Linked DNA regions of Homo sapiens: region 1 is linked to region 2. A link is an interaction called in ENCODE POLR2A ChIA-PET data of the cell type or tissue named here. Cell type or tissue: endothelial cell of umbilical vein. All regions are shown on one strand. Each heading gives the region's core, and the rest is flanking DNA. Links, peaks and the distances in the headings are about the cores only.

Region 1 (15,728 bases), core at 4,132-12,131, 350 kb after region 2:
AAGGTGGGCAGATCACTTGAGGCCAGGAGTTCAAGACCAGCTTGGCCAACATGGTGAAACCCTGTCTCTATTAAAAATAGCTGGACATGGTGGCACATGCCTATAATCCTAGCTACTTGGGAAGCTGAGGCAGGAGAACTGCTTGAACCTGGAAGGAGGAGGTTGAAGTGAACTGAGATTGCACCACTGCACTCCAGCCCCAGCAACAGAGTGAGTGAGACTCCATCTCAAAAAACAAACAAACAACAACAAAAACAACAAAAAAACAAGACCCGTGGGACACAGCAAAGGCACTAAGAGGGAAATTTGTAGCTATAAGTGCCTAAATTTTAAAAAGTAGAAACACTTCAAATAAACAACCTAACAATGCATCTTAAATAACTAGAAAAGCAGAAGCAAACCATACCCAAAATTAGCAGAAGTAAAGACCAGAATGCCAATAAATGAAATTGAAATGGAGAAAATAATAGAAAAGTCAACAAAGTAAAAAGCTGATTTTTTGAAAAGATAAACAAAATTGACAAACCTTTAGCTAGACTAAGAAAAAAGGAGTAGACTCAAATTAATACCAGAGATGAAAAAGGAGACATTACAGCTGATGCTGCAGAAATTCAAAGGATCATTAGTGGCTACTATGAGCAATCAAACAGGAAAATGTAGAAGAAATGGATAAATTTCTAGACACATAAAACCTACCAAGATTGAACCATGAAGAAATCTAAATCCTTAACAGGCCAATGAGAAATAACGAGCTTGAAACCATAATACGAAGTCTCCCAGGCTGGGCATGGTGGCTCATGCCTGTACTCCTAGCACTTTGGGAGGCCAATGTGGGCGGATCACCTGAGGTCAGGAATTTGAGACCAGCCTGGCCAACATGACAAAAACCCATCTCTACTAAAAATACAAAAATTAGCTGGGCGTGGTGGTGGGCACCTATAATCCCAGCTACTCAGGAGGCTGAGGCAGGAGAATTGCTTGAACCCAGGAGGTGGATGTTACAGTGAGCCAAGATAGTGCCACTATACTTCATCCTGGACAACAGAGTGAGACTCTGTCTCAAAAAAAAAAAAAAAAAAAAGTCTCTCAGTTCCTCCCCTCTTCTTTTCTCCCCTTCCTCTCCTAAAAAAAAAAAAAAAAAGGAAAAAGAAAAAGTCTCCCTGCAAAGAAAACCCCAGGACCCGATGGCTTCACTGCTGAATTTTACCAAACATTTAGAGAAGAACTAATACCAATCCTACTCAAACTATTCTGAAAATAGAGGAGGAGGAAATACTTCCAAATTAATTCTACAAGGTAAGTATTACCTTGATACCCAAACCGGACAAGGGCACAGCAAAAAGGAAAACTACAGGCCAATATCCCTGATGAACACTGGTGCAAAAATCCTTAACAAAATACTAGCAAACTGAATTCAACAATACATTAAAAAGATCATTCATCATAACCATGGGGGATTTATTCCAGGGATGCAAGGATGGTTCAACATAACACAAATCAATCAGTGGGATCCATCATATCAACAGAGTGAAGGACAAAAACCATATGATCATTTCAGTTGATGCTGAAAAAGCATTTGATAAAATTCAGTATCCCTTCATGATAAAAACCCTCAAAAAGCTGGATATAAAAAGAATATACCTCAACATAATAAAAGTCGTATGTGAACAGACCCACAGTTGCCATCATATTGAATGGGGAGAAACTGAAATACTTTCCTCTAAGATCTAGAACACAAGGATGCCTACTTTCATCAACATAGTACTAGAAGTCCTAGTTACAGCAATCAGACAAGAAAAGAAATAAAGGGCCAGGCACAGCCATTACTGGCTCACACCTGTAATACCAGCACTTTGGGAGGCCAAGGTGGGTGGATCACTTGTACCCAGGAGTTTGAGACCAGCCTAGACAACATAGTGAGATCCCCATTTCTACAAAATATTAGCCAGGTGTGATGGCACATACCTGTAGTCCCACCTACTTGGGAGGCTGAGGTGGGAGGATGAATTGAACCTGGGAGGTCAAGGCTGCAGTAAATTATGAACATGCCAAAGCACTCCAGCCTGGGTGGCAGAGTGAGACCCTGCCTCAAATAAAATAAAATAAAATAAATAAAATAAAATAAAATAAAATAAAATAAAAAAATAAGTAAAGGGCATCCAAATTGGAAAGGAAGAAGTCAAATTATCCTTGTTTGCAGATAATATAATCTTACATCTGGAAAGACTTAAAGACACCACCAAAAAAGTATTAGAACTGATAAACAAATTCAGTAAAGCTGCAGGATACAAAATCAACATACAAAAATGAGTAATATTTTTATATGCCAACAGTGAAAAATCTGAAATAGAAATCAACAAAACAATCCCATGTACAATAGCTACAAATAAAATATCTAGAAATTAACCAAAGATGTGAAAGATCCTACAATGAAAACTAAAACATTGATGCAAGAAATTAAAGAGGATATAAAAGATGGAAAGATATTCCATGTTCCTGAATTGCAAGAATCAATATTGTTAAAATGTCCATACTACCCAAAGCAATCTACAGATTCAATGCAATCCCTGTCAAAATACTAGTGACGTTCTTCACAGAGATAGAAAAAACAATCCTAAAATTTATATGGAACCACAAAAGATCCAGAATAGCCAAAGCTATCCCAAGGAAGTAGAACAAAACTGGAGAAATCACATTACCTGACTTTAAACTATACTACAGAGCTATAGTAATATAGTAGTATAGTTTTTAAACCATTAGAGTATACGGCATGGTACTGGCATAAAAGCACAGATCACCGGAACAAATAGGAAACCCAGAAACAAATCCACACACCTACAGTAAACTCATTTTCGACAAAGGTGCCAAGAACATATATTGAAGAAAGGACAGTCTCCTCAATAAATGGTGCTGGGAAAACTGGATATCCACATGGAGAAAAATGAAACTAGACCTCTATTTCTTGTTATATACAAAAATCAAATCAAAATGGATTAAAGACTTAAATCTAAGACCTCAAACTATGAAACTACTGAAATAAAACATTGGGGAAACTCTCCAGGACGTTGGACTGGGCAAAGATTCTTGAGTAATACCCCAAGGACAGGCAACCAAAGCAAAAATGGACAAATGGGATCACATCAAGTTAAAAAGCTTCTTCTGCACAGCAAAGGAAACAATCAACAAAGTGAAGAGAAAACCTACAGAATGGGAGAAAATATTTGCAAACTCTCCCTCTGACAAGGGATAAATAACCAGAATATAAAGGAGCTCAAACAACTTTATAGGGCAAAAAAAAAAAAAAAAAAAAAAAGCCCTAATAATCCAATTTAAAAATAGCCAAAAGATCAGAATAGACATTTCTCAAAAGAAGACACACAAATGGCAAACAGGTATATGAAAAGGTGCACAACATCACTGATCATCAGAGAAATGCAAATCAAAACTACAGTGAGATATCATCTCACTCCAGTTAAAATGGCTTTTATCCAAAAGACAGGCAATAACAAATGCTGGTGAGAATGTGGAGAAAAGGGAACCCTCGTACACTGTTGTTGGGAATATAAGTTAGTATAACCACATGGAGAACAGTTTGGAGGTTCCTCAAAAAACTAAAAACAGAACTACCATATGATCCAGCAATCCCATTGCTAGATATATACCCCAAAGAAAGGAAATCAGTATACTGAAGAGACACCTACACTCCCATGTTTATTGCAACACTATTCACAATAGCCAACATTTGGAAGCAACTTAAGCGTCCTTTAGCAGATGAATGGATAAAGAAATATGGTTCATATACACAAGGGAGTACTATTCAGCCATAAAAAGAATGAGATCCTTTCATTTGCAACAACATGCATGGAACTGATAGACGTTATGCTAAGTGAAATAAACCAAGCACAGAAAGACAAACTTCGCATGTTCTCACTCATTTGTGGGAGGTAGTGAGTAGAATGATGGTTACCAGAGGCTGGGACGGGTAGAAAGGAGTGGGAAGCAAGTTGAGATGGTTAATGCGTACAAAAATATATTTTTGTACATATATTCATATGTACATACTCCAATACCAAATACCAAATACTCCCATAAGAGCTAGTATTTGATAATACAACAGGGTGACTACAGTCAACAATAATTTATTGTACATTTAAAAATAACTAAAATAGTATAATTGGATTGTTTGTAAAACAAAGAAAGCATAAATGTTCAGGGGATGGATACCCCATTTATCCTGATGTGTATGTCTGTATCAAAATATCTCATGAGCCCCCTAAATATTTATACCTACTATATACCCACAAAAATAAAAATAAAAAAATAGAGATGCTCATAACTCTTCTCAGACTTGGGGAATCAGAAACTGAGGGTGAGTAGCAAAAGGAAAAAACTAGCAACTAGATCTCTAGAGTTCAATTATCAAGGATAATATATATTTTTGACATTGAGTAAACCATTATGGATGGCATTATAGTAAAGTGTAAGCATAGATCCATCTTGAATAATGAAATTAAAATTTACTTATAGGAATTCTAATATTTTTATTTTTATGTATTTTTCCTCAATAAAGGCAGACCATGCTATTTAAAGAAATGATAGACTTTGACAACAGGAAGGTACACACCTGATTAGTTTTTCTAATTACGTGCTTATTACATATACATATATGTATCTCTAGTTCTATCCATTTATATACATAATTAGGAACATGTTTTTTCTAAAAATAGAATATTTAATGTAATGTTTAATTTTTCATTATTACACCTTAATAGGAAAAAATGGAATACTAAAATTTATCTTTAAATATATAGTTTCATGGTCAGTAGTATTAAGACAATACTGTTTATTTATTTAGGGCTCATAACCTTAGGATTTTTAACTTTCAGGAAATACCAGCCTAAAGTAAATTATTAATTCAAGGATGCTAGATAAAGACTCTTCATGAAAAAGAAACGCTATACCCTGCTGTGTTGCAGGCTCTCAAACTGTCCCTCAAAACGTTCCTAATACTGCTCACTGCACTAATTTTTTTTTCCTTTGTCGTCTCCCTTTCTATAGTCAGAAGCTATCTAGTCCCTCCCTCTTTAGTCTCCAGGGAAAAGGTGTTAGCTCATTTACTTGTCATTATTGAGCTTCTTTCTTTCCCACAAAAGCCAGTCTATTTATCATTCTTCTTTTTAGGCTTGGACAAAAAAGAGAAAACTTTATACTTTTTTTTAAGCAGAGGCACATTAATATTAAATCCCTTAAGCAGGAATTTCAAGGAGAATGTCTCAGAACAACATTTAAACCAACATCATAAATGCTTCCTCCTTTTAATAAAAGAAACTCTCTGAAATAATGCTGTCCTCAAGAGGGTCATCTGATAGTTTTGGTACTATCTTCTCATTTCTACTATCTTTCTACAATTGTTGTTGTGAAAAGTATTAGAGAAATAGATAGATGCTCTACACAAAATCTTCACAATATGGTCAACTTCCTTTCCCCCTCAAGCCCACCTTTCATGCATGCACACATCTATGCTTTGTTTTTAACTTCTTATATTCAATTTTTATTCTTGTTATTGAATGAAGCTCTGATTGGTTTACTATATGACAAATATTCTTTGCATTTTAAGAATCTCAGGTAGCTCTCTATCTTTTTTCACATTGGTTAGAGAGGCAGGGATCAAAGTACAAAACTGGGACAGTCACTGCTTATGTTTGTGCTTTATCTCATTAAGTGCTGATCACCAGGAAGGCAAACAGCCTGTCACGAAATTTGCCTTGCAAAGAATATAATAAAGAAATCTTATGAAAAGAGGCTGAACAGAAGGTATGTTTAATCTGTTGTAATGTTGGTTAGCCCCAGTTTCAGACCAAGAGTGATGATACTTGGAAAAAAAATTGGGAGTCTGCCTGCGGGCAACATTTACCCCGATGTAGAGATTGCTACAGAAACCTAACTGTGGGAAGTTTTCAACACATAAGTAAGGATTTATTAAAGGAATTAATATCTTTGAAGGCTCAGAAAGCAATCCTATTTTCCTACAAGATGGATGAAAGGCAGAGATTTCAAAACATTTGCTAGAAAACATCAATAGCCAATCCTGCTGATTTAATTTTTTCAATCCCTCAGGCATCAAAAGAAGTTGTGACTTGTCTACATTGCCTCGAAAGCAAAGCAATATTGTAAATTAAAAATGACTGGAGCTTAGCTGGCTGCATTTCATTTTTAATTAGTTGAATTTTCAAATATTTATCAACATTTCTTAAGCTCAGAAGCTAAAGAACTTCCCCTCACATTTTTTTTCTGAAGAAGGTTGGTGATATTCACTTACACGTCAAGGAAAAAGTCGTTAGATTTAGCTGGCTATCACAAATACTAGAAGAAATGGTATTTAGTCATCTCCATTTCTCTTCTTTTTTATTCTTGAGCAAGCAGAGACTTCCTATTCTTTTTAACCAGTTGGGAACTCACAAAACATAAACTCAGAGATTGATGGTAAAAATGAAAACAGATTCTGACAACATGTTACATCCCAATCACAAAAGTGTAACAAAGGCAAAAAATTTAATCCTCATTAGTGTAGTAGTGAGAAACAAAAAACCAAATTTTTTTTTTTTAAAGCAGCTGATTTTGCTTTAGGCATTTCGTCGAGGTGTGTGGTTAATTCATAAGCGGCAGGGGCAAGGTAGCCCCAGATTTTGGAATTGGTTTGCCTCTGAGAATAAAAATTAAAATGAAAAGAATAAAAATGTAATAGATGAGGCTAATCATCTATTCAAAAATATATATTTTATTGACTACTCTTTTATGTCAGGTACTATTTTAAGCACTTGGGATAAAGTGGTGAACCAGAAGTCAAGGTCCCTGACATCATGAAGCTTATATTCATTTATAGAAATATTTAGTCCTAACCAATACTCTGTGAATGGTAGAGTTCTAGGAGCATCTAAACTCTTTTCAAGGTAACAAGTATATTTTCAAGAAAATGTGTCTGTATTAGTATATCTAAATCTTTAACCTTGTCAATTATATTTAATCTTACCTGAAAAATGTGTTAAAAAAGGAGACTAGAAAAAGGAGAGGCCAAGAGCAGGAATTTCTCAGTGTGTCTTCAGCATGGCCCTGGGCAGAGGAAGCAACTTCCACTCCCCTTAGCAGCTTCCAATCCCCTTTGCAAGTCTATTCTCAACAGTGAAGATGGATACATCAGACAAGCTTGATGCCATTAGTAATGGTGATCCAACTAACTCTCACTGCCATGAATCCAAAGTGATCAAGCAATCTTTGGTTACAGTGTGGCTTCCCATATGGATTTTCCCACAGAGAGAGGATGTGTTCTTTACAGCCCCAAGGACCCCAGTCCTTTTAAAGCTATAGTTCTTAAATCAGTCAGCATTAAATTCTTAATTAATTAATTCTTAAATCGGTCAGCATTAAACTTAAATTCTTAATTAATTAATTCTTAAATCAGTCAGCATTAAACTTAAATCAGTCAGCACTCTAGTTTATATTTAAGTATCTCAGGGGCTTGATTATGAATCTGAACATTTTTGACTATTCTGACAAAACTGAATTTCTAGAATGATAAAGTTTTAGCTCAGACCCTCGAACAGTATTTCGCCAAGAAAAGTTAAAATTTATGGCATGAGAATCATCTAGGGAGCTTGTTAAACATACAGATTCCTGAGACTCATATTGTACTTATACTAAATCAGAATCTTTAAAGATGAGGCTCAAGATCTGCATTTTACCAAGGCTTCCAAATGATTCTAATGTACTTTAATAAAGCTGGAAAGTCACTGTCTGAGAAGCAAGGGATCGCATCTAATGAAGCTCTGTTTGGGCATTTGGCCAGTTTCCGACATATCATCTCCATCTTTATACATTGTAACAAAGTGTTTCAGCGAATTCCTGTCAAGGCTTGGTGTCTTTCACAATCCGGCCTCACTTTTCCAGTCTCATTTCTCACCTTTCCTCTCAATCACTTTATGCTTCAACACTCTGAATACACGATTTTCATGGCTCTAGGCCTCTACATTACTTGAGGGTTTTTCTTTTTGGGGGAGAAGAGGGGGTGGACGACAAATAGCATCCCAGTTCCTTGCCTGAGTTCTAAACCAACTGAAGGAGGCAGTTTGAGAACAAAATATCACTATTATTACCAACAATGCCTAGATTGGAGAATGTGGCTTATATATGGAAACTAAAAGCCTTCTTAATTCTGAAGCCCAGAATTAGACATACTTACCCATCCTGTCTCAGGAAGAACAGGATAACTACTGGCCTCATCTCTCATAAGCAACCAATTATTTCTAAGCTTATGTAAGGCCAAGAGCAGACCAGGTCTATCAGACAGAGGAGGGAGGAAGGAAGTGGCTGAGGCTGAGTCAAGCATACCAAGTTCCTGCTCCCTAACTCATTAGTTAAAATAAGCAATTCCTCTACAACTGGGAAGAAATGATGAGTGAAGGGATGGAAAGAGTCCAGGACCATTGCTCTAATGGATGTCCCTTGACAAGAAAGGAAACAACTGGAGTGGAGAGTAATGCACCCCCATGACAGCATGCCCTACTGGTGCTTGAGGTACCCTATTACTCTCCAATCCTTTCTCTTAGTTTGACTACCTTATTCCTACTCATCTTTCAAGATATAGCACAAATGTTCACTCCTCTGTGAAGCTTGAGGAACTGAGGGGAGTACTCCCACCTTAATGCTGTCATAGGACTTTAAATGACTTTTATTATGGTACTTTTCATGTAATACACTTAGCTATTTTCTTTCTCTTATGAGTGCAGGGATTGTGACTTATATGTCTTTATATTTCCATAGTAGGTGTCCGATGAATTTTTGCTGAATGACTGTGAAAAAGAAGGTACATTCAAATATTTTTAAAGCTTAGTATTTTTAAGCCTGATTATAGCACCAAGACCAACAAGAAGACTAGTATTTTCCTTTATAGGATTTTCTTTTCTGAAAAAATTGACTAACAAATCTGGTCAAGGCTGATATTGCCTATTTAAGCCCCATCATAGAAACCCAATTGGCATCATCTTATTAACATGGCATATATGACTGATGATCTGATCCTAAAACAGGCCTTCTTTCAGTTACTGTAGCTTTACCTACTCAGGATAAACTAGTAGGTAATAATCACTTAAAAAAATTCTCCAATGAAGTAGAAACTACTAATAGAGAAGTTATTTCAGGTAAAACTTGAAATTTCAAAGTTCAATTATAAATTTATATTATGATTAATGATTTGCATGCATGTTTTATAATGGGAATGTTTCTCTTTCTTTTCTTTCTTTCTTTTTTTGAGACGGAGTCTTGCTCTGTTGCCCAGGCTGGAGTGTAGTAGCAGGATCTCAGTTCACTGCAACCTCCGCCTCCTGGGTTCAGGCGATTCTCATGCTTCAGCTTCCCGAGTGGCTGGGATTACAGGCGCCCACTACCATGCCTGGCTAATTTTTGTATTTTTAGTAGAGATAGGGTTTTGCCATGTTGGCCAGGCTGGTCTCGAACACCTGACCTCAGGTGATCGACCCGCCTTGGCCTCCCAAATACTTTCTCTCTTTCTCTCCAAGTATATATGTTGTCTCTAATTGTGTAAAGAAAGGATAAAAGGCATTTTACTTTTAAATTTCAACACTACAGGCCAGGCATGGTGGCACATTCCTGTAATCCCAGCACTTTGGGAGGCTGAGGTGGAAGGATCACTTCAGGTCAGGAGTTCCAGGCCAGCCTGGGTAACAGAGGGAGATCCCATCTCTATAAAACATAGAAAAAATTAGCCTGGCATGGTGGTGCACGCTTATAGTCCTAGCTACTTGGAAGGCTGATGCAGGAAGATCACTTGAGCCCAGGAGTTAGAGGCTATAGTGAGCTATGATCATGCCACTGTACCCTAGCATGGGTGACAGAGTGAGACCTTGTCTCAAAAAAAAAAAAAAATTCAATACTATATGTCTTTATAGCAGGGATGATTTATAATTATGAAATGGAGATATAATTATGAAATGAAACATAAGATTTTCAGCTTTAATTGATAGCACCAATTTGTAGATCCTTGTAAATAACACAAAAAGTTATTTGTGTGGTACTCTTAATTTTAAGATGAACATTTGACGTTAGAGAATATATAACTGTCCCTGTGTAAAACTGGCTTGTTTTCAAACTTACCTTTTGTTTCAATTATTAGTTGTGGTAAATCTCCCAAATGATTTGTAAATAGCATGTATTAAGTGGTAAAATGCACTGAGCTAGGATCTGCTCAAGGCTAAATCTCTCCCTGTTCATTTCGAATAACACAAAACAAAAAACAAAACAAAACATACCAAGTAGAAAGACCAGGAGCGGTGGCTCATGTCTGTGATCCCAGCACTTTGGGAAGCCTAGGTGGGCGGATCCGTTGAGCTCAAGAGTTGAAGACCAGCCCAGTCAACAAGGTGAAACCCCATCTCTACCAAAACCAAAACAAAAACAAAAAACTCCACAAATATTAGCCAGACGTGGTGATGCACGCCTGCAGTCCCAGCTACTGGGGGGCTGAGATGGGAGGATCACCTGAACCCTGAGAGGTTGAGGCTGCAGTGAACCGTGATTGCACCACCACACTCCAGCCTGGGTGACAGAGTGAGACTGTGTCTCAAAAGAAAAAAAAAAAAAGAGAGAGAGAGGAAGATACAACTACTTAAAGAACATCCCAGCAAGAGATATATTTGACCTGTTCTGTTAAAGAGATCCAACGGATTTGGGAGTGGATAGGACAATCAAATAATTTTCAAAATCAGCCTTTAATGTCATTTTAATACATTTATTTCTATTGGTATAATCCCAGACGTTCTTTAATTCTGTTTCAAACAGGTGTCTGTTAGTGTACTTTCTTCCGTTTAGGACCTACCATAAACTTAAAAATTGAGCTGTTTTGTCAATCAGCATCTGTTAAACTCAGGGTCTATATTTCAGTAAATGTGCTTCTGTTTAACTATCTTTTTACGGTCATAAGAGAAATAAACATATAAAATAAATGCATGTCAATGCATAGCTGTGCAGGAGTACAGATGTTTTATTAATGAAAATGAATCCAGCTTTTTGTAAGTCATGGCAGCAATATAACATTTCATTGTTTGCTTCTGTGCTAGACAGTCCCTGCTGTTTCCACATAGAAATTCCTGTAATGCTTAATGGACATCTGGAAGAATTCAGCCAATTAATCGAATTCATGTAGGAACTAGGCTAATGGCTGTCTGAAAGGCAGATTACATTAAATCAAACTTGCAATATGAATGAAAGCACTTAATCATACATGCAACATTCATTAGATGCGACACAGCAAGTGTTTTGATTACTTTAATGAAAGATCAGGTAAAGTGCATCAGCTGAACAGATTGAAAAGACAGCATGCTTACAAATGTTTGATTATGCTGAATATCAACAGAAACAGTGCCAGTAATTTATAGCAAAACATATTTGTAAGTGTCTAGAGCTGGTGAACTCAGTGAAATTCAAAGCCCATGCTCAAAACAATAATTAATAGCCATATATGATAAAACTTTAATCGGATGTCAGGAAAAGAGACAGATTGCCAGAAGTTTAGTAATTTATAGTCACTGGGTGCCTTCATATTTTGAATGGCTTGAAATATCTTTGAACCTCAATTTCATTTACTTTGAGGTACACAGTTCTTGAGTCATAAGGTGTTATTATACTAAAAACACTGTACTAAAAGAGGAATTAAATTTGTATGTTGGGCTTTAAAACCTCATGCCAGGAATTAAAATGCTATTCTTAATAGTTGTTTCTGCCTATTTCATGAATATTTCCACTTTTTCCTTTTTAATTATCTCATCGATTTTTCCCTAATATTCTACAGAAAGAAAGGCTAAAAAGTACATTTTCTAGATAATAGTATTATAAGTCTTGTAATATATTATAGCAAATGCTATTTGCAGCTTTTTGGATAAAATAAAAAAGATACAGCAGTGGTCCCCAACTTTTTTGGCACAAGGGACTGGTTACATAGAAGACAATTTTTCCATGGACAGGGGTGGGGGTGGGAATGGTTTTGAGATGAAACTGTTCCACCTCAGATCATCAGGCATTAGATTCTCATAAGGAGCACCAACCTAGATCTCTCACAGGTGCAGTTCACAACAGGGTTCGTGTGCCTACGTGAATTTAATGCTGCTGCTGATCTGAAAGGAGACAGAGCTCAGGTGGTAATGCTCGCTTTCCTGCCACTCAATTCCTGCTATGTGGCCTGGGTCCATGGCCCTGGGGTTGGGGACCCCTAAGATAAAGGATATATGTATCCTTTTATATTTCATATATTAAATAATTATTTTATAATTAATAAAATTATGAAATGTATATTTTACATAATTTTCCATATATATATATATAAAATTTCCTTTCGGTTCTCTTTTTTTTTTTTCCCCAGAGATGGGGTTGGTCTCATTATGTTCCTTAGGCTGGTCTTGAATTCCTAACCTCAAGTGATCCTCCTGCCTCAGCCTCCTGAGTAGCTGGGATTACAGGTGCCAGCCATCACACCCAGCTTTCTTTCTTTTTTTCTTTTTTTTGAGATGCAGTCTTACTCTGTTGTCCAGGGACCGGTAGTTGGTAAAGAAGGTGGTGGAGCAAGTGGAGAGCACAGTGGCACAGCCTCTGCTCACTGCAGCCTCCACCTCCCAGGTTCAAGTGATCCTTCTGCCTCAGCCTCCCCAGTAGCTGGGACTACAGGCGTGCACCATCACACCCGGGCTAATTTTTATATTTTTAGTAGAGACAGGGTTTCACCATGTTGGCCAGGCAGGTCTTGAACTCCTGACTTCAAGTGATCCACCTGCCTCAGCTTCCCGAAGTGTTGGGATTACAGGTGTGAGCCACCATGCCTGGACACCCAGCTTTCTGTAAGTACTTTTAATACTAGACAGGACTGACTTTAAAGGTGGTGGAAACCACTTTTTTTTGGGTTTAACAGAAGGACTTTTTTTTAACCTCTGAACTTTTTATTGGCTTCCTGTTCCCCAAAGGGTATCCTGCTTCTGCTGGCTCAGTGTCTCAGAACTTCTGTGTCATTGGTCTCAGACACTACTTTGCCATCCACTATCCTGCAGGTGGTGGTCTTGTGGATGGTTTGCATGGAGTTGCTGCTGTCCAGGGCATCATCAAGATTGAAGTCCTCCCTGTCTTCCAGCAGGCGGTGGTAGGTGGTGATCTCAGCCTCCAGCTTAGCTTTGATGTTCAGCAGGGCCTCATACTTCTGGGCCTGGTGCTGCCCCTCTGCCCGTGTGTGCCAGCAAGATCCCATTGAGCTGCTCCATCTACATGGGTAACGTGTCTCTACCTCTCTCAGGCTGTTCTGCAAGCTGAGCTTCAGATTTCTCATTGGGTCCAGGTCGATCTCCAAGGACTGGACTGTATGTCTCAGCTCCGTGAGTGTATTCTCAGCAGCTCCAATCTCGGCGAACTGCGTGGTGACCACTGTGGTGCTCTTTTCAAACTGCTGGGACCAGTAGTCTAGCTCCCCTCAGTTCTTTTGAGCCAGCTTGTCATATTGGGCCCAGGTGTCTGCCATGATCTTGCTGAGGTCCTGAGATTTAGGCGCATCTACCTCCCCAGTCAACCCAGAGCTGGCAATCTGGGCTTGTAGGCCTTTTACTTCCTCTTTGTGGTTCTTCATGAAGAGCAGCTTCTCCTTGAGAACCTCCATCTCTGTCTCCAGCTGCAGCTGAGTGACATTGGTGTCATCAGTGATCTTGTGGAGCCCATGGATGTCGCTCTCCACAGACTGGCGCATGACCATTCTGTCTCATAGTTGACTCTAAAGTCATCAGCAGCAAGATGGGCACTGTCAATCTGCAGAACGATGCAGGCATGGCTCACAGTATTTGCAAAGATCTGAGCCCTCAGATCCTTGATGTTCTTGAAGTAATGCCCCCAATCTCTGACCTGGGGTCCCTTCTTCTGCAGGTGCTCCTGCATTTTGCTCTCCAGCTTCCATTTCTTGGTCTCCAGACTCCTCACTCTGTCCAGGCAGTAGGCCAGGGAGTCGTTCAGGCCTTGCATGGTCTCCTTCTCATTCTGGATGCCCTCCACTCCTGCCAGACCCCTGGCCATCCCCACAGCCAGGCCCCCAGACCCCAAGTTGCCCCAGAAACTGGTGGAGTGGGACATGGAGATCTGGGAGCCCAAGCCCCCAGCACCTGCATAGATGTTGGCCATGCTGCTGACTGGCAGGGCGCCATAGCTTGGCGGCTTGATAGAGCCAAGGGACTGGTAGTTAGTAGAGAACATGGTGGACCAAGTGGTGAAGCTCATGCTATCCAGGGAGGAAAGCGAGAGGGCAGGACTCAGGTTTTGCTGAGGTCCAGAAGGACTGGTTTTTATCTCTCTAGAGTGATATAAGTGTGATTCTGAAAACAGGGAAATGGACATAGGATCTTTCAAGTCCTTTTTAGATATTTTCTTCAACTCAAGCCAATGAATATGCATTAAGCACTCAACTGTTTTAGGTGCTATGGGTTATATCAAGATGTGAGATAGATCGTTGTGGCTATAAGGAGTTTATAATACTCTATTCACCAAAACAACACAAAGAAAAATTAAAGCAACAGCAAAAACAAACAAGAGAACAACACACCGTAGAATATATTCAAGAAGTAGAATGTGAAGTGCAGATTTATAAATTTTGTAGAAAATTAAAGAAGAGCTAAAATAATGAGGAAGTTTGCATTTGAGCTGCTTAATTTACTTGATAAGAGATATAATTTCAAAGAATTAAAATTTCATTATTCTAGAATTGTCTTAGTCTGTTTGGCTGCTATAACAAAATGCCATGCACCGGGTAGCTTTCAAAAAACAGAATTCTTTTTTGTCACACTTCTGGAAGCTGGGAAATCCAAGATCGACTCCAGTAGACTCAGTATCCACTGAGGCCCCACTTTCTGGTTCACAGATGGAGATGGTGTCTTTTAGCTGTATCCTCACAAGATGGAAGGGATAAATGAGTTCCCTTAGGCCTATTTTATAAGGGTACTAATCCCATTAAAAGGCTCCACCCTCATGACCTAATCACGTCCTAAAAGGCCTTACCTCCTAATACCATCACCTGAGGGGTAAACATTCAGATAGAAAAATCTATGAATACTGTTTTGTTTTCTTACAGAGATTTAAAACATTGAGTGTTTCTCCAAGCACTTTTCAAACATCAAATTGTACAACATATTTTTAGGTTAAATGAGTTGACTGTTTTTACAACAGGCTAGAAATTCTTTCTCTTAATTTCCTCTCATTATACACACATTCACAGAAAGGGAAAGAAGAACTCACTGGCTCAGAATATGACCATTGTTTATAGTTTACCTACCAAATAATTCTTTTTCTACCTATGACCTCTTGAACCCTAGTAACATACTAAGAATATAACTAAAAGGAAAGCCTCATGCAATGCTACTTAAGCCTTCCTAAAACATTTAGCTCAGTTACTTCAAAATGTCCACATTGTTAGTTACTTAAACTATATAATCACACATCATATAACATATTTTTAGTCAATGGACCACATATACAATGGTGATCTCATAAGCTTATAATACCATATTTTTACCGTACCCTTTCTATGTTTAGATTGCCTACAGTATTCAGTACAGTAACATGCTGTCCAGGTTTGTAGACTAGGGACAATAAGGTATACTATATAGTCTAGATGTGTAATAGGCTATACCATCTAAGTTTGT
Region 2 (15,728 bases), core at 2,961-10,960:
AGACAGAGTCTCACTCTATCACCCAGGCTGGAGTGCAGCGGCATAATCTCAGTTCACTGCAACCTCTGCCTCCCAGGTTCAGTTGAGCAATCCTCATGCCTCAGCCTCCCGAGTAGCTGGGGATTACAGGCATGTGTCACCACACCGGCTAATTTTTAGTAGAGATGGGGTGTCGCCATGTTTCCCAGGCTGGTCTGGAACTTCTGGCCTCAAGTGATCCGCCTGCCTCGGCCTCCCAAAATGTTGGGATTACAGGCGTGAGCCACCATGCCCAGCCCTGTCTTAGCTTTTGACATGCCTTCCTCACTAAGCTCAGTGATTTCAAGCTTTTGATTTAAAGTGTAAGACCGGAGACTCTTCCTTTCACTTGAACACCTAGAGGCCATCGTAGAATTATTAATTGGCCTAATTTCAGTATTGTTGTGTCTCAGGTAATAGGGAGGCCTGAACAGAGGGAGAAAGATGGGGAAATGGCTGTTGGTGGAGCAATCAGAAGTCACACAACATTTATTGATTAAGTTTACTGTCTTACAGCAGCACGGTTTCTGGTGCCCTAAAACAATTACCATTCAGGTATGTCGGTGCAAGAATTCTGGCCAAAAATGTAAAGCTTCTAGAAAAATCAATGAATTCAGAATTTTAGGAAGGTTAAAAAGTTAAAAGGACAAGCAGGTCACTCCTAGCAGTGGCCTTCCCAATGTCAAATGTTTTCCTTATTTCTTCATTCTTTTTCTTTTATGTAACACTTGACTGAAATTCTACCAGCTGGGATCCAGGCTTTTTTATGAGATTTAGCTTGAAGCAGTGTACTTTCCTCCTAAAGCCTAGCTGAGTTTGGCTTTACAAGGAAATGAAAATTATGTGTGGCTATGGGTGTTTGGCTGCTGCTGTTTTAGAGTTGGGTTGGTGATTTTTCATAGAGAACGTTTTGAGGGGCTGATCTGAGGGGGGTGCTCAAATGGAAAGTTTTGTGTGGAGTAGTGTGCTAGAGACAGAGGGATAAAGTCACCTTTAGGAGGTTGAAACAAGGTGGGAGTGTGCAAAGGAGATACTTGACTTTTCTTGTGCTAAGGGCAAGAGAGTCTTATCTTTCTTACAGCGAGTGATCTTTTCTCTCTCAGATTCAGGTTGGCATTATTACTGTTATACTATAACCCATTGCATCATTTGGCTTGGAAACCAAGCCATTTTTAAATTAATTTTTATTTATGGGAAAAGTGTTGTGAGTTCTTTATAATCATCTACTAAGTGAATTTTTAGAAACAGTATTTGGAAGTGAGGTACGTCCCAGAGTGATACACTTTTAGTGTTATTTTTCTTAAAAGATTCTGCCTAGGATTTTTGATTTAGTTTTTCTATAGCTATTGCTTAAATGTATCGATTTTATTGCTTTTTCATTTGGTCTTCTTAGAGAATAGAATAATGTAAATAAGATACTAGATTAGAAACAGTAATACTGGTGCTGAAGACAGACAGCTTACTTCTGAAGGAAGAGAAAACTACCAGTGTGAAAGAGCAGCAGCTGAGATGTTGAGAATAAGGCCTCTGATCACCACTGAACCAAACTCCCGATCTTTATACACATGTATAGTCTTCCCTATCTCAGTAAATACAACTTTTTCCTTCTAGCTATTCAGGTCAAAAAGGTCAGAATCATCCTTGATTCCCCTCTTTCCTTCATATCCCCATTCTAATCTGCCAGCACTCCCTATTTTCCATCTCTGCTTTATTTTTCTCCATAGCACTTATCTGACATGCTACACACACACATACACACACACACACACACACACACACACACACACACACAGAGCTTTTACTATATATCTTTTCTCTGTATAGAGTGAAAGCACCACAAGGGTAGGGATTTTTAAATGCCTGTTTAGAACACTGTTGTATCCTCATAACTCAGAATAGTGCTTTACATAAAGATGCTCAATTTGTTGAATAAATGAATAATAGTTACCATTTACTGAATTCTTAGTGTCAGGCTAAGATCTTTGTGCTAGGATCTTTGTATCAGTTATCTCTAATTTTTTTTCTTCTTTTTTTTTTGTTAATCCATCTTTTTTTTTTTTTTTTTATTGATCATTCTTGGGTGTTTCTCGCAGAGGGGGATTTGGCAGGGTCATAGGACAATAGTGGAGGGAAGGTCAGCAGATAAACAAGTGAACAAAGGTCTCCGGTTTTCCTAGGCAGAGGACCCTGCGGCCCTCCGCAGTGTCTGTGTCCCTGGGTACTTGAGATTAGGGAGTGGTGATGACTCTCAACGAGCATGCTGCCTTCAAGCATCTGTTTAACAAAGCACATCTTGCACCGCCCTTAATCCATTCAACCCTGAGTGGACACAGCACATGTTTCAGAGAGCACAGGGTTGGGGATAAGGTCATAGATCAACAGCATCCCAAGGCAGAAGAATTTTTCTTAGTACAGAACAAAATGAAGTCTCCCATGTCTGCTTCTTTCTACACAGACACAGCAACAATCTGATTTCTCTATCTTTTCCCCACCTTTCCCCCTTTTCTATTCCACAAAACCGCCATCATCATCATGGCCCGTTCTCAATGAGCTGTTGGGTACACCTCCCAGACGGGATGGTGGCCGGGCAGAGGGGCTCCTCACTTCCCAGAAGGGGCGGCCAGGCAGAGGTGCCTCCCACCTCCCGGATGGGGCAGCGGCCGGGTGGAGGCGCCCCCCACCTCCCTCCCGGACGGGGCGGCTGGCCGGGCGGGGGCTGACCCCCCCACCTCCGCCTCCCTCCCAGACAGGGCGGCTGCCTGGCGGAGACGCTCCTCACTTCCCAGACGGGGCGGCTGCCGGGCGGAGGGGCTCCTCACTTCTCAGACGGGTCGGCCGGGCAGAGACGCTCCTCACCTCCCAGACGGGGTGGCGGCCGGGCAGAGGCGCTCCTCACATCCCAGACGGGGAGGCGGAGCAGAGGCGCTCCCCACATCTCAGACGGTGGGCGGCCGGACAGAGACTATCCTCATTTCCTAGACGGGATGGCGGCTGGGAAGAGGCGCTCCTCACTTCCCAGACTGGGCAGCCGGGCAGAGGGGCTCCTCGCATCCCAGACGATGGGCGGCCAGGCAGAGACGCTCCTCACTTCCCAGACGGGGTGGCGGCCGGGCAGAGGCTGTAATCTCGGCACTTTGGGAGGCCAAGGCAGGCGGCTGGGAGGTGGAGGTTGTAGCTAGCCGAGATCACGCCACTGCACTCCAGCCTGGGCAACATTGAGCACTGAGTGAGCGAGACTCCGTCTCAATCCCGGCACCTCGGGAGGCCGAGGCTGGCGGATCACTCGCGGTTAGGAGTTGGAGACCAGCCCGGCCAACACAGCGAAACCCCGTCTCCACCAAAAAAATACAAAAACCAGTCAGGCGTGGCGGTGCGCGCCTGCAATTGTAGGCACTTGGGAGGCTAAGGCAGGAGAATCAGGCAGGGAGGTTGCAGTGAGCCGAGATGGCAGCAGTACAGTCCAGCTTCAGCTCCGCATCAGAGGGAGACGGTGGAAAGAGAGGGAGAGGGAGACCGTGGGGAGAGAGGGATCTCTAATTTTTGTGACAATCCTACAAGGAAGGCAGCCTCCCCTTTTTTGCTAAACCTCAGAGAGGTTAAGTGACTTGCCAAGCAAGGTTTGTAAGTAACAGAATTAAGATTTGAATGCACATCTGTCTGATTCCCAAATATGAGTTCTATTCATTAAGCTTCCCTGTGTTCATAATGAAAGGGTCACTGAGAAGTTTAATAAGATAGTGTTCAGTGTTCTTCATTTGATGAAGGAAACTGTATACTATATTTCTGACAACAGTTTCCATCTTGGATTATCTTGACTTTAAAAGATTAAAACGAAATAAAATTGGTTGTTTAAAGGAACATGCCTCAGTTATCTGGAACATTTTGGTATATGTAGAGTGCATTATTCCCCCAAACTGCAAAGTAGAAGGGAGTATTATTTGTGTTCTTAGAGAAATTTAAGAGGTCCTCACTCAAGTACTAATTCTGTTTCTTAACTAATTTTAACTTGCTTTTTAAAAAGCAAATGTTTATATAAGGGTTATTATAAGCTAGTCACTGTTATGAGTACTTTATAAATATTAACTAACTTAACATATATCTTTATAATAACCTTGGAAAAGTTACTTCAGCACTTTCGTTCTTTTTCCTGGTCTTTAAACAGAGACAGTTGGACCAGATGATCTCCAAAGCCCACTCCAGCTCTGCAATGTTAAGGCTTTCTAACTAACACATAACACATAGTTATGTGTTAAGAAAAGTTAGATAAGGTCAGCTTTTCCTAGTGGGAACAGAGATGAGAGTGGAGCCCCAAAGACAGTGCACAGTAGAACAGGAAGTTGTGATTTAGGTGAATTAAAAGTGCAGAGTCTGTATGTAGCACAGTGTCAGTTTGGGAGGGAAGGAAGGCAGCATCAAATCGTTGTTGAGGTTTTGATGATGTGAAGCTCTTTAGTCTACCTTTCTCCTTTCCTTAATATCTAAAGGGAGAAATTCCAAGTTGTTATGTCTTGAGCAGAGCACATGACACCTCCTTATTAACCAGCACTACTTTTTAGCTATAGGTTGAAATTTGGCTCGTGGTTCTTCAAGATTTTAAGAAATAGTAAATAGGAGAGTTAAGGATTTGGTATGTGAAAATATCAAACCTGAATCTAGATGCATGAATCTGATCAAGCATCTAGAGCTCACTACTAATTTACTGGAAATACAGGGGGCAGAGGAATATGTTAAATTACACCTCAAGGGTACAATTACCAAATACCATCTGTGGGAAACTGCAAGACAACCCAGTTTCTTCCAATAAATGAATTGCCAAAAAAAAAAAAAAGAGATGGAGCAATGATCTATAGATAAAAGCAATTTGAGATAAAGCAACCATTTGCAGTGTATGGATCATATTGGGCCCTTAGTTCCTGATTTGAACAATCAGAGGAATCTGAACACCAGTTATTGGAGTTATTAAGACATTTTTGTTGATTTTTATTTAGGGTTAATAATGCTAGTGAGTTAAAACTCTTTTTTTTTTGAGGCAGGGTCTCAATCTGTTACCCAGGCTGGAGTGCAGTGGCACAATCACAGCTCACCACAGCCTCAACCTCCCGGGCTCAGGTGATCATCCCACCTCAGCCTCCTGAGTAGCTAGGACTACAGGTGCCTGCCACCACATCAGCTAAGTTTTGTACTTTTTGTAGAGAGGGGGTTTCACCATGTTGCCCAGGCTGGTCTCGAACTCGTGGGCTCAAGTGATTTCCCATTTTGGCCTCCCAAAGTGCTGGGATTACAGGCGTGAGCCACCATGCCTGACCCAAACTCTTTAGATTCAGAGCTAAACACTGAAATATTTATGGATTAAATGATGTGATGTCTGAGATATGCTTCAAAAATAACTGGGAAATAGGGGATGGAATAGATGGAGTTATATATGAAACAAGATTGGTCATGAGATGATAAAGCTAGTTTATGGGTTCATGGGGATTTATTATACTATTCTGTCTACTTTTATATATGTTTAAGATTTTCATCTTGAAAATCTTTTTTTATAAGCTAACAAAGGGCCAGCTGTGGTGGCTCACAACTGTAATCCCAGCACTTCGGGAAGCTGAGGTGGGAGGATTGCTTGAGCCCAGGAGTTTAAGACAAGCCTGGGCAACATAGCGAGACCTGGTGTCTATTTAAAAAAAAAAAAAAAAAAAAAAGCTGACAAATACACATATGCTTTCAGGATAGAAGTTATGAAAAGGGAGATTATAAAACAGTGCTTTCTTAGTGATTTTCATGCAGAAGCAACATCTTCCTAATCTTCCTATAGTAAAGATTTCCTCAAGTAAACATATTATATATTCATTATAATATAAATAGTATATATTCATTAGAAAGGATATAAACAGTTCAGAAATACCACTATAGAGAATGAAAGTCCCCTTCTTAAAGCAAATTATACTTTTTAAATGCTGAAAATTGTCATGTCATTTGCACGTTTCTTTTTCCATTTTTGAAACGCACAAGATAAAATTTCTTAATAGAGTAGAACAACTAATTTAGATTCAGAGTCAATTCTATAAAGGTTTCCTACTGTACTGCATTGTTTTTGCTTTGCAAAGAGGTTATTAACATTTTTTTTCTGGGTTAGGGGAGGAGTTTGAAAAAATCCTGTACAAGTTAATCCATTGTGTGGTAAAAGCTATAGCTGAAGAGGCAATGTGGAATACTCCAGTGTGCACAACCCCTGCTTTTATCATAGGTGGCAACTGCAGATTAATTCTGGTGTGGTTAGGCATTTCACAAAGGGAAATATGAACCTGAGAGCCTATGTCCCCAACAGTGCTAACTGGGAGATGTGGAGTGTGGGGATTTCCACTCTTTGTTAATAAGATCTCCGGCACATTTCCTCTTTGCTTTTGCATTTTCCTTGGTTATGAAGCAGCTGCAGAGAAGTAAAATGTGATTTCCTGTGTTTAAAAGAGTGCTGGCTTTTCTTTCAGAGACTTAAAATTGGAAGGGTGGAATGCATATGGATTGAGCTACCTACAGGGCTAATTTAAACATAGGTGTTTTATTTTTGTTTTTGTTTTTGTTTTTGTAATGAGTTCACTGCATTTGTGCCAGGAATATTTTTGTTCAGATGTTTTGAATTAGCAGATAACTCAGGTTGTCTCAAAAGCAGGCTTCTCTCTAGGCTGATCACTGCTTTAACAGTGTGATTCTTTGCAAGCTGACTGAAAAACCACTAATGGCAAAAGTGCATTCTGTCATATCAATAAAAATACTGTAGTTCCTTTGCAGATTCATGCAGTATAAATGCTTATCTTGATTATTTAACCTGTAAAATTCTCCAAAATGAGAAAAATAGGCAGAGGGTGTTTTTCAAGAAAATATGATAAGGCCATATCAAGGTACAGTGTCCCCAGATACAATGTCAGTGGGAAATGAAAAGAACTTATTCGCAGAGTAGATGCTTAGGAATCATTAGACTTAGGTGAAAGTTCCTATCATAAATTAATACCTTTTTTTGTAGTCGTTGTCAATATTTCTTGCCCTAATAATGGTAGTTCATTTTTTTCTTTTTTCTTTTCTTTTTTTTTTTTTTGAGACGGAATCTTGCTCTGTCGCCCAGGCGGGAGTGCAGTGGCTCCATCTCGGCTCACTGCAAGCTCCGTCTCCTGGGTTCACGCCATTCTCCTGCCTCAGCCTACCAAATAGCTGGGACTACAGGCGCCCGCCACCACGCCCAGCTAATTTTTTTTATTTTTAGTAGAGATGGGGTTTCACTATGTTAGCCAGGATAGTCTCAATCTCCTGACCTCGTGATCCTCCCGCCTCGGCCTCTCAAAGTGCTGGGATTACAGGCGTGAGCCACCGCGCCCGGACGTTCATTTTTTTCAAAATATACTTAGGAGCCTATCCTAAACATGGGCCAGACCTGTGGATATTTTTGGATGTGGTTTCTTCCCAAGTCATTCACCATTGTGTTGATGGTACAAGGCTTCTCCACTTACAATCAGAGAAACGTCAGATGACTATTAGTAAACAAGAACTGATTATTAAGTACCAGATTAGCAGAGCTGGATGATCAGATCCAAACCACAGCATTCATTGTTCCTGTAAACTATGTGATCAGTGAAGCTAAACTTGTGTTTAAAACCCAGGCACCCGCTGCCACACCCAGCTAATTTTTGTATTTTTAGTAGAGAGAGGGTTTCAGCATGTTGGCCAGGCTGGTCTCGAACTCCTGACCTCAAGTGATCTGCCTGCCTTGGCCTCCCAAAGTGCTGGGATTACAGTGTGAGCCACGGTGCCTGGCCTGTTACTTTCTATTAATAAGTACACAACACCCTAAACAATTCAAGGCATCTTAATCTCCATTAAGAACAACAACAAAATAATTTTTGTCATGCTGTTAAATCTATCACTATGGATAAAACTGGTGCAAATTGGTCAAATGGATCCAACAAACACTGATGTCCAAGTTGGGATATTCGTAACTATTAATAATACGTAACTATTGATCAATAGTTTAAAAGATCTCTTTATTCTTTTTCTTTTTGAAGGTTCTCAAAGAGTTTTGTTCTGAAATATGTTGTTGAGCTTCCCAGTTTGCATCCTCATCCTCAAACTGATGTTGTTTCTTCTCTAATTCTTTGTGTTATGCTTCTTTTTCATTTGCTCATGGCACTGCCATTGGAGCTCAACTTCAGAGTCCTTCAGTTTTTGAACTTTTTTTTTTTACCTTCATTTCAAACACCTGCTCCATTTCCAGCTCCGTCTTCTTCATTTTAGCTACATGCTCCCTTCTTTCTTCTTCCATTTGTGCCAGAAGGCTCTTAGTAAGCCCTTATTTGTTATCAACTCCATTATAAGTCACAACTGCCAGTTTTCTCCTTTCATAGTGGGCATTTAGTAACATCTTTCAAATCGTGCATATGTGTTATCAACATATTTCTTAGAATTGTAAAAACAATGTTCACCATTTTCAACTTTACCAACACCCCAAGGATACTGCCTTCCCCTAACCCTTTTGCCATTAAGTTCAATGATATAGTATTACTACCTACCTAAGCAAGAGGTAAATGGTCCTTCTTCTTTTTAACAAGCTTGTTGTCTTCTTCACCTGTTTCTGGAAATTTATATATTTTAAGTTCTTAGATTTCTTTCATTATCTGTTTTAAAGTTATTATCTGGTTTAATTCCATGTCCTGAAGGAGCAGTGAAGTATAAACCCGGCACCCTGTTATCAGGCATCTGAAATCTGTTCACTTGTGATTCTGCATTTAGGTAGTCCACAGATTTACTATCAATGTAGTTGATGACGAGCTGCCAGCAATTACTATTATCTACTGCATCTCCAAATCCTATTTGGTATCAACTATTGTGAGCAGCAACTTAACACTACCTTCCTTGATTAAAACTTTGGATTGTTCCTCCTGTACAGTCTTTTTAGTAATAATTCTATGAGAAAGACTTGGATATTCTGGAGAATGCAAATCTATGAGGAATCATGAGTTGATTAATGTTGTCTTTCCTGGATTTCCCACCACCGTAAGTGTGAATTCAAACGTTCTCTTCACTGATTCTCTGGATACTTGATTTGGGAGATTGGCAAATCCCACACATTTCCATCATTCCAGTCGTCCAGATTCCAACAGAAGAAATCCACAGAAGAACCACGGTGCTGCTGTTGACGCTCCTCTCCTAATCAGCAGTGGATCTCGCACTCCAGGTCATTCTTTTCAAAACACTGATGTAATCCTATTACTCCCCTGCCTCAAAACCTTCAGCAGTTTCCCATTCCTGCCCTGCAAGTAATTCCTCCAGTTTGGTCGCAGCCTACTTTTCAGGCCTCATTGCTTGCCACTCTCCTCTACAGACACGTGCGTCAGCCAGTGCCAGCTAATTAGTGGCTCTAGACTGCTTTGTGTTTTCTTCCTCTTCTTTTTCCCCTCATCTAAAATATACTTCTACCTCCAAATCCTGTTTTTCCTTCGTGACTATCTCAGTCCCTTTTCTGTCACACAACCTTTTTTGACCCCTGTAGTCTGCATTTATCTTTTCTTCCTTTGAACTTGTAGCATTTATTAACCCTGGCACACATCTGGCTATTGATCCTATACTATGTGTTCTTTTTTTAGTGTTGTTTAGTTTTTCATATCAGTATCTATTGTTATTTCAACCAGATTAGAAACTCTGAGGGACAGGACACCCTTTTTCCTATTTTCCACAATGCTTGGCATCCAGTAGGTGTGTAATAAATACAGTTATTTATACATTAAATAATCCAGTGCTTACATTTATTATGTCATAGCTACCATTTCAGTTAATCTTTACAATAACTTTGAGGGAATGAGTATTTTCTCTCCTTGACAAATGAGGAAACTGAGGCTCAGAAAAGTTCGGTAACTTGCTGAAACCACACAGGTTAAGTGATGAAGTCAGGATTCAGACCCACATCTTTGGACTCAGTAACACTTGCTGTTTAACCATACTGGTAATTCTGCCTCCTTATGAGACTGGTGTATGTTTTCTGAGGATGGGAAATTACCTAACACTTAGCTTACTATTATTTGCTTGATAATGGCAGAAGAAAAGGTGTGCAAACCTGGATTCGTAGTGATTCCTAGCAGGAATAATGAAACAGATTCAAACTGTGCCAAAGTTCACAGGAAAATAGAATTTCCCTTAATCTCGTTGATTACTGGTGGAATGACTCATCTTCCAGTTGTACGTTGCTCTTGAGTTACTCAGATATTTGTATAAGTTAGACAGCGGAGGGAAAACCACTGATGAGATGTACAAGACACGTCATTTGAGCTGATGAATGTTCCTGGGATATCCCCAAGATTTCTACCTGAGTATTCCTGCCTGTCCTATTTACTGTTGGACTCTTTCACCTTTTGGTTTTCTTTCAGAGTAAAATCACTTCCCATTTCCTTTCTGCTTTCCACTTGGATAACTTTCACAGGCTACTCTGTTACTACTGCAGTGCACAAAGATTTACTGTCTACATATTTAACATTAGTCAGATTTACTGTTGAATTTATGCACTAGAAATTTCAGGAATTTAAATTTTTCCTTTTTCATTCTCTTCTCTGCTTCCGATTTTTTTCACTAAAAGAGGACAAAAATTGCCCAAACTATTTTCTTTTTTTAAAAAATTAGCAATAGAATTGAGTATAGATGGTAGTAAATTCTGCTTCATTTCTGTGGGAACATTGAAAACTTGATGGCTTCTGCAAGTGACTGATAAATTGTTTCTGCTTTATAAAGAAAGGAAACAGCTCATTCAACTCAATGAAGTCATTAGTAAACTGGGAATTAGAAATAAAGATTCTGTATTTTTTTGTTGTCATTAATTTGGTCTTTCTGTCTGCATCTGTTTTCTCACAAGTTTGTTTTGAGGATAGATCAGAAGACATATGCACATTGTAAAGCATAAAGTAATCCTTAAGGATGCACTACAGGCAATCCTCAGCCAAAAAACATGATTTATGAACCATGCATACATGCATACTACAAAGGGATCGATCTTACCTCAGTCTAGTGCCCTTTGAAGGCGACAAGCTAAATGGTCTTTTTGGCCCCTGAATCAGAATACCTGGAAACAACTGAAATGTAGACATATTTTTCTTATACATGTGGAAGCAGTTAGGTTATGGGTCCTTTCAGGGATTCATCTACTCTACTGCCATGTGAAGACCGGAGCCCATTTCTCAGTCAGGAACAGGAAGCAGGCAAAGTTACTTTCCTGGTATCCAGTGTTAAAACCCAAAGAGTTATAAATGTTGACAAACTATTGGTAAAACTTGTGGTATTATTATTTACCTAAAGCACATACAGGGGCTTTTATAGTATAGACTTTTTACAGTCAAATCATTTAATTTTCTTGAGTCCTTACAATAGCCCTTCGAAGTATGTGTTAATAACCCCACTTTATTCCTGAGGAACGTAAGGCCCAGAGAAGTGAAGCGATTTGATCGGTGAAGGGGCTTAAATTTTCTACACATTTCCTTCCAAGGACGAAGGGAAGTTAGACACTGTGTTGGCACTTTAGAGCAGATTCTGGGTTAGGTGTGAAGCAGAGGGGATTTCCAGGGTGTGTAAGCATGGACAAACTCCTTGAATGAAAGCAGAATTTTTTCTTTTTTTAAAGTAGTTAACAGCATTTTGGGGTTTGCAGGACTCAGGCTGTGTTACTGCCTTTTTTATTTTTTGGCCTGATTTGTTTCTTTCTAATTTGGGAGCAAGATTTTATAATTAAAAATATATTGCCTTTTGCCCTTTCTTTGAGCTATTCTCCATAAATCTGTAAGAATATGATATGAAAAGGAAGAAGAGTGGGATTAAAAATAATATAGCTGATTCTGTCTAGAAATTTAATTTCTAAACTATCTTTACCTGAGTTAGATCTATTTCTCCAAAGATCAGTCAAGATTTAAGAAATAACTTTAAACTTGTAAGTAAATTCTTTTCTATCTGGAATTTACAGGATAATGTATTAATACTTGGAAATGATACCTAACTGCTAGGGAGCATGCATCTTTAGCTCATGATTCTAGATGATTGAGAATTTTTTAGGGAAACTTTTTCAGTCCTTCATCTAGTTGATAGTGGGCTATCATTTTATATTTCTAGATTGAAAAATAGGTTATCTTCTTTCTCCTTCCTCTCTCTCCTCTTCCCCTTCTCTTTTTTCTTCTTTCTAGCTGTATGGAATGACCATAATTTAATTATTCATTGAGTCTCCTATTAACGAGTATTTAACTTGTTTCAAATCTTTCACTATTACAAAAGTGTCACAGTGAATCATCTTACACATTTGTAATTTCTCACATATTCCAAGATAGATATAAGATAGATTCCCACAAATTGAATTGCTAGCACAATGGAGACATATTAATTTTGATTGGCCTTCATGGAAATTTTAACAGTATATACTGTGATCAGCAAAATATGAGAATTCTTTCTCCGCACCTTGAAGATTCAGTGTGTTATCAAACATTTTGATCTTTGCCTATATGAAGTAAAAAAATAAAATTGCAGTATAGGATTAATTTACAATTTTCTTGGAGTGTGGTGGAGCATATTTTCATAGGTTTAAGAGGCACTTATATTTATTTTCTGCAAACTGCTCCTGTCTTGTCTGTTTTTTGAGTTATTGACTGTTTTCATATTAATTTTAGGAGCTCTTTATTTGAAAAATCATCTGTGATTTAAATTACAATTTTTGAGGCTTATTTTTTTTCTCTATGTATACTTTAAAATATTCGAATTTGTCAGACTTTCCTTTTATGGCTCCTGGGTTTCATATTTAGAAAGATTTTTTCTGTTGCAAGGTTATTGAAAAGCCAACAAACACAAAAAACTTCCTTTTGCTCCCTTCACTTTTGTTGTTTTTCTCTAAATTTTTCATCCATTTGGAATTTTTTTCTGATGTGAGGTATAGTTCCAACTTAATTTCCTCCCCAGCTAATTAGCCAATTGTGTCAACATCATTTAACAACCCATATTTTACCCCACTAGGGATAAAGCGGGATGTTACTTTTAGCATATACCAAATTCTTCATATAAATATTTAGGTCTCTTTTTGGACTTTCTGTTCTGATTCACTAATCTGCATTCCTAACAGTATGACACTATTTTGATTATTGTAGTTTTATGATATATCTAATATCTATTAGAGCTAATTTTTATAACTTGGGTTCTGGCACTTTCTTTAATAAACTTACCAGAGGTAAATATTATAGGCCTCTGATAAAATGTATTAATAATGCTCCCTGGGGCAAAATCATGTTTTATATATGTGACAGAGTCCTATTACCCGTGGCTTTTAAGCGTTTTTTAACACAACACAGATACAATATACATTTTATGTAATAATACATTTATAAATGAAAAAAAATGTATACATAAAAAAATTATGTACTCTTGCTGTATTTGTTGCACTCTATTTTAGTTCTGTTTATTTCTCCCTGAAATGCTGGTTGCAACTGTATTAAATTGATCTCATGACCTAGTAAGGTGTTGTGACCTGCAGTTAAAAAAACACCTTATTATTTGATGTTGTAATCATAGCCATTCTAACTGGTTTGAGATGGCATCTTATTGTGCTTTTAATCTGCATTTCTCTGATGATTAGTGATATTGAGCATTTTTTCATATGTTTATTAGCCACTTGTATGCCTTCTTTTGAGAAGTGTCTGTTCATGTCTTTTGCCTGTTTTTTAATGGGGTTATTTGTTTTTTGCTTGTTGAATTAAGTTCCTTGTAGATTCTGGATATTAGACCATTGTTGGATGCAGTTTGTAAATATTTTCTCCTATTCCGTAAGTTGTCTGTTTACTTTAATAGTTTCTTTTGCTATACAGAGGCTCTTTAGTTTAATTAGTTAATTAATTAGGTCCCACTTGTCAATTTTTGTTTTTGTTGCAATTGCTCTTGGGGACTTAACCAAAAATTCTTTGCCAAGGCTGATGTCAAGAAGGGTATTTCCTAGGTTTTCTTCTAGGATTTTTATAGTTTGAGGGTATACATTTAAATCTTTAATCCATCTTGAGTTAATTTTGATATGTGGTGAAAGGTAAGGGTCCAGTTTCATTTTGCTACATATAACTAGCCAGTTATCTGAGCACCATTTATTGAATAGGAATTCCTTTCCCCATTGCTTGTTTTTGTTGGCCTTGTCGAAAATCAGTTGTATGTGAGTGTGCAGCTTTATTTCTGAGTTTTCCATTCTGTTCCATTGGTCTCTATATCTGTTTTTGTACCAGTATGAGGCTGCAGAGAAAAGGGAATGCTTATACACTGTTGATGGGATGTAAATTAGTTCAGCCACTGTGGAAAGCAGCTTGGAGATTTCTCAAATAACTTAAAACAGAGCAACCATTTAACTCAGGAATCCACTGCTGGGTGTATACCCAAAGGGAAATGGATCATTATACCAAAAAGACACATCCACTCATATGTGCATTGCTGCGCTACTCACAATAGCAAAGACGTGGAATCAACCTAGTGCCAATCAGTGGTGGACTGGATAAAGAAAATGTGGTACTATACACCATGGAATGCTATGCAACCATAAAAAAGAACAAAGTCATGTCCTTCACAGCAACATGGATGGAGCCGGACGCCATAATCCTAAGCAAATTAATTCAGTAAGAGAAAAGCAGATACTGCAAGTTCTTACTTATAAATGGGAGCTAAACATTGAGCATACATGGACATAAACATGGGAACAACAGACACTGCAGACTGCTAGAGGGGGTGGGGTATGGGTTGAAAAGCTACCTACTGGGTACTGTGTTCACTACCTGGGTACAGTATACCCATGTAACGAACCTCTACATGGATCTGCTGTATCTGAAATAAAAGTTGAAATACTGAAATAAATAAAAATAAGGAAAAAAGAAAAATCCTTCATTAGACATATCCAGGTGAAATTCCATTAGTCCTTATTAGTCTCTTTTGGGGAGGGAGTAGGGGAGTGGGAGTGATGTATCTCCTTAAATAAAATAGGGAGACCACATCAAAGAAAGTAGGATTTCCCAGCCAAAAAAAACTCATGAAGGACGTTTGCAAAGTTTCTCTCCCATTGTTTGCAGGTACCTTGCAGGGAAGGGCAGCAGTCTTGATTGGCACGCCTTGCTTAAGAATACAGGCCACACTATTAAAATGTACCGTATAGGAAGAAGGAAATAACTATTATAGTGCATGTGCCAAGAGGTTTAGGCCCCGTGTGTAAACTACTCCATGATCCTTAAACATAGTTGTTTTGATGTCTTCTGGCTTTTGGGATTTCTAGCTTGAATTTCTTAGTTTTGAGATGGGGTCTTACTACGTTGCCCAGGCTGACCTGGAACTCCTGGGCTCTGGCAATCTTCCTGCCTCAGCCTCCTGAGTAGCTGGGGTCCAGCTTGATTTCTGTTGCTCTGAGGGATAGTACAAGAGAATGAACTTCTGGGTTTTGAACCCCAAGTTCACCATTTACTAGTTAGGTGATCTGCTTAACTTTTCTATGCTTTATTCTCCTAATCTGTTAAGTGGGAAAAATGATAATATCTACCTCATACCATTGTTACAGCAATAAGAAAGTATATGTAAAGCACTTAGAATTTTTGTTTCTTAATAGCATTGTGATCTACATGGCACATGGAAAGCACTATGTAAGTTTATGATATTATTTATTTGACTTGGAAGTGTGTAGGATTTTTTTCTTTAAT

What was found. ChIA-PET counts read pairs that join two places held together with the same protein. Peaks named below come from ENCODE experiments on the same cell type or tissue, not always from the same donor. Only the 100,000 strongest peaks of a DNase experiment are listed, where the experiment ranks them.
Region 1: POLR2A ChIA-PET joins it to region 2 with 6 read pairs; 1 of 35 experiments calls an interaction of 5 or more read pairs at or near these places.

The regions. Positions count from the first base shown.
Region 1 is chr14:35,498,780-35,514,507 of GRCh38, forward strand. It overlaps the pseudogene KRT18P6. Among named protein-coding and RNA genes, the nearest start is that of INSM2, 28 kb to the right of the region's middle. In endothelial cell of umbilical vein, for the core only: no CTCF peak of the experiment used is centred there; a DNase peak (open chromatin) is centred at 8,372; H3K27ac peaks cover 1,060 bases.
Region 2 is chr14:35,149,869-35,165,596 of GRCh38, forward strand. All of the region lies in intron 4 of PRORP (protein only RNase P catalytic subunit), which reads left to right. The region is part of intron 4 of PRORP-PSMA6 (PRORP-PSMA6 readthrough); the gene reads left to right. It also overlaps the pseudogene SEPTIN7P1. Among named protein-coding and RNA genes, the nearest start is that of PRORP, 35 kb to the left of the region's middle. RefSeq lists enhancers at 3,017-3,518, 10,075-10,369. In endothelial cell of umbilical vein, for the core only: no CTCF peak of the experiment used is centred there; DNase peaks (open chromatin) are centred at 6,363 and 10,263; H3K27ac peaks cover 1,835 bases.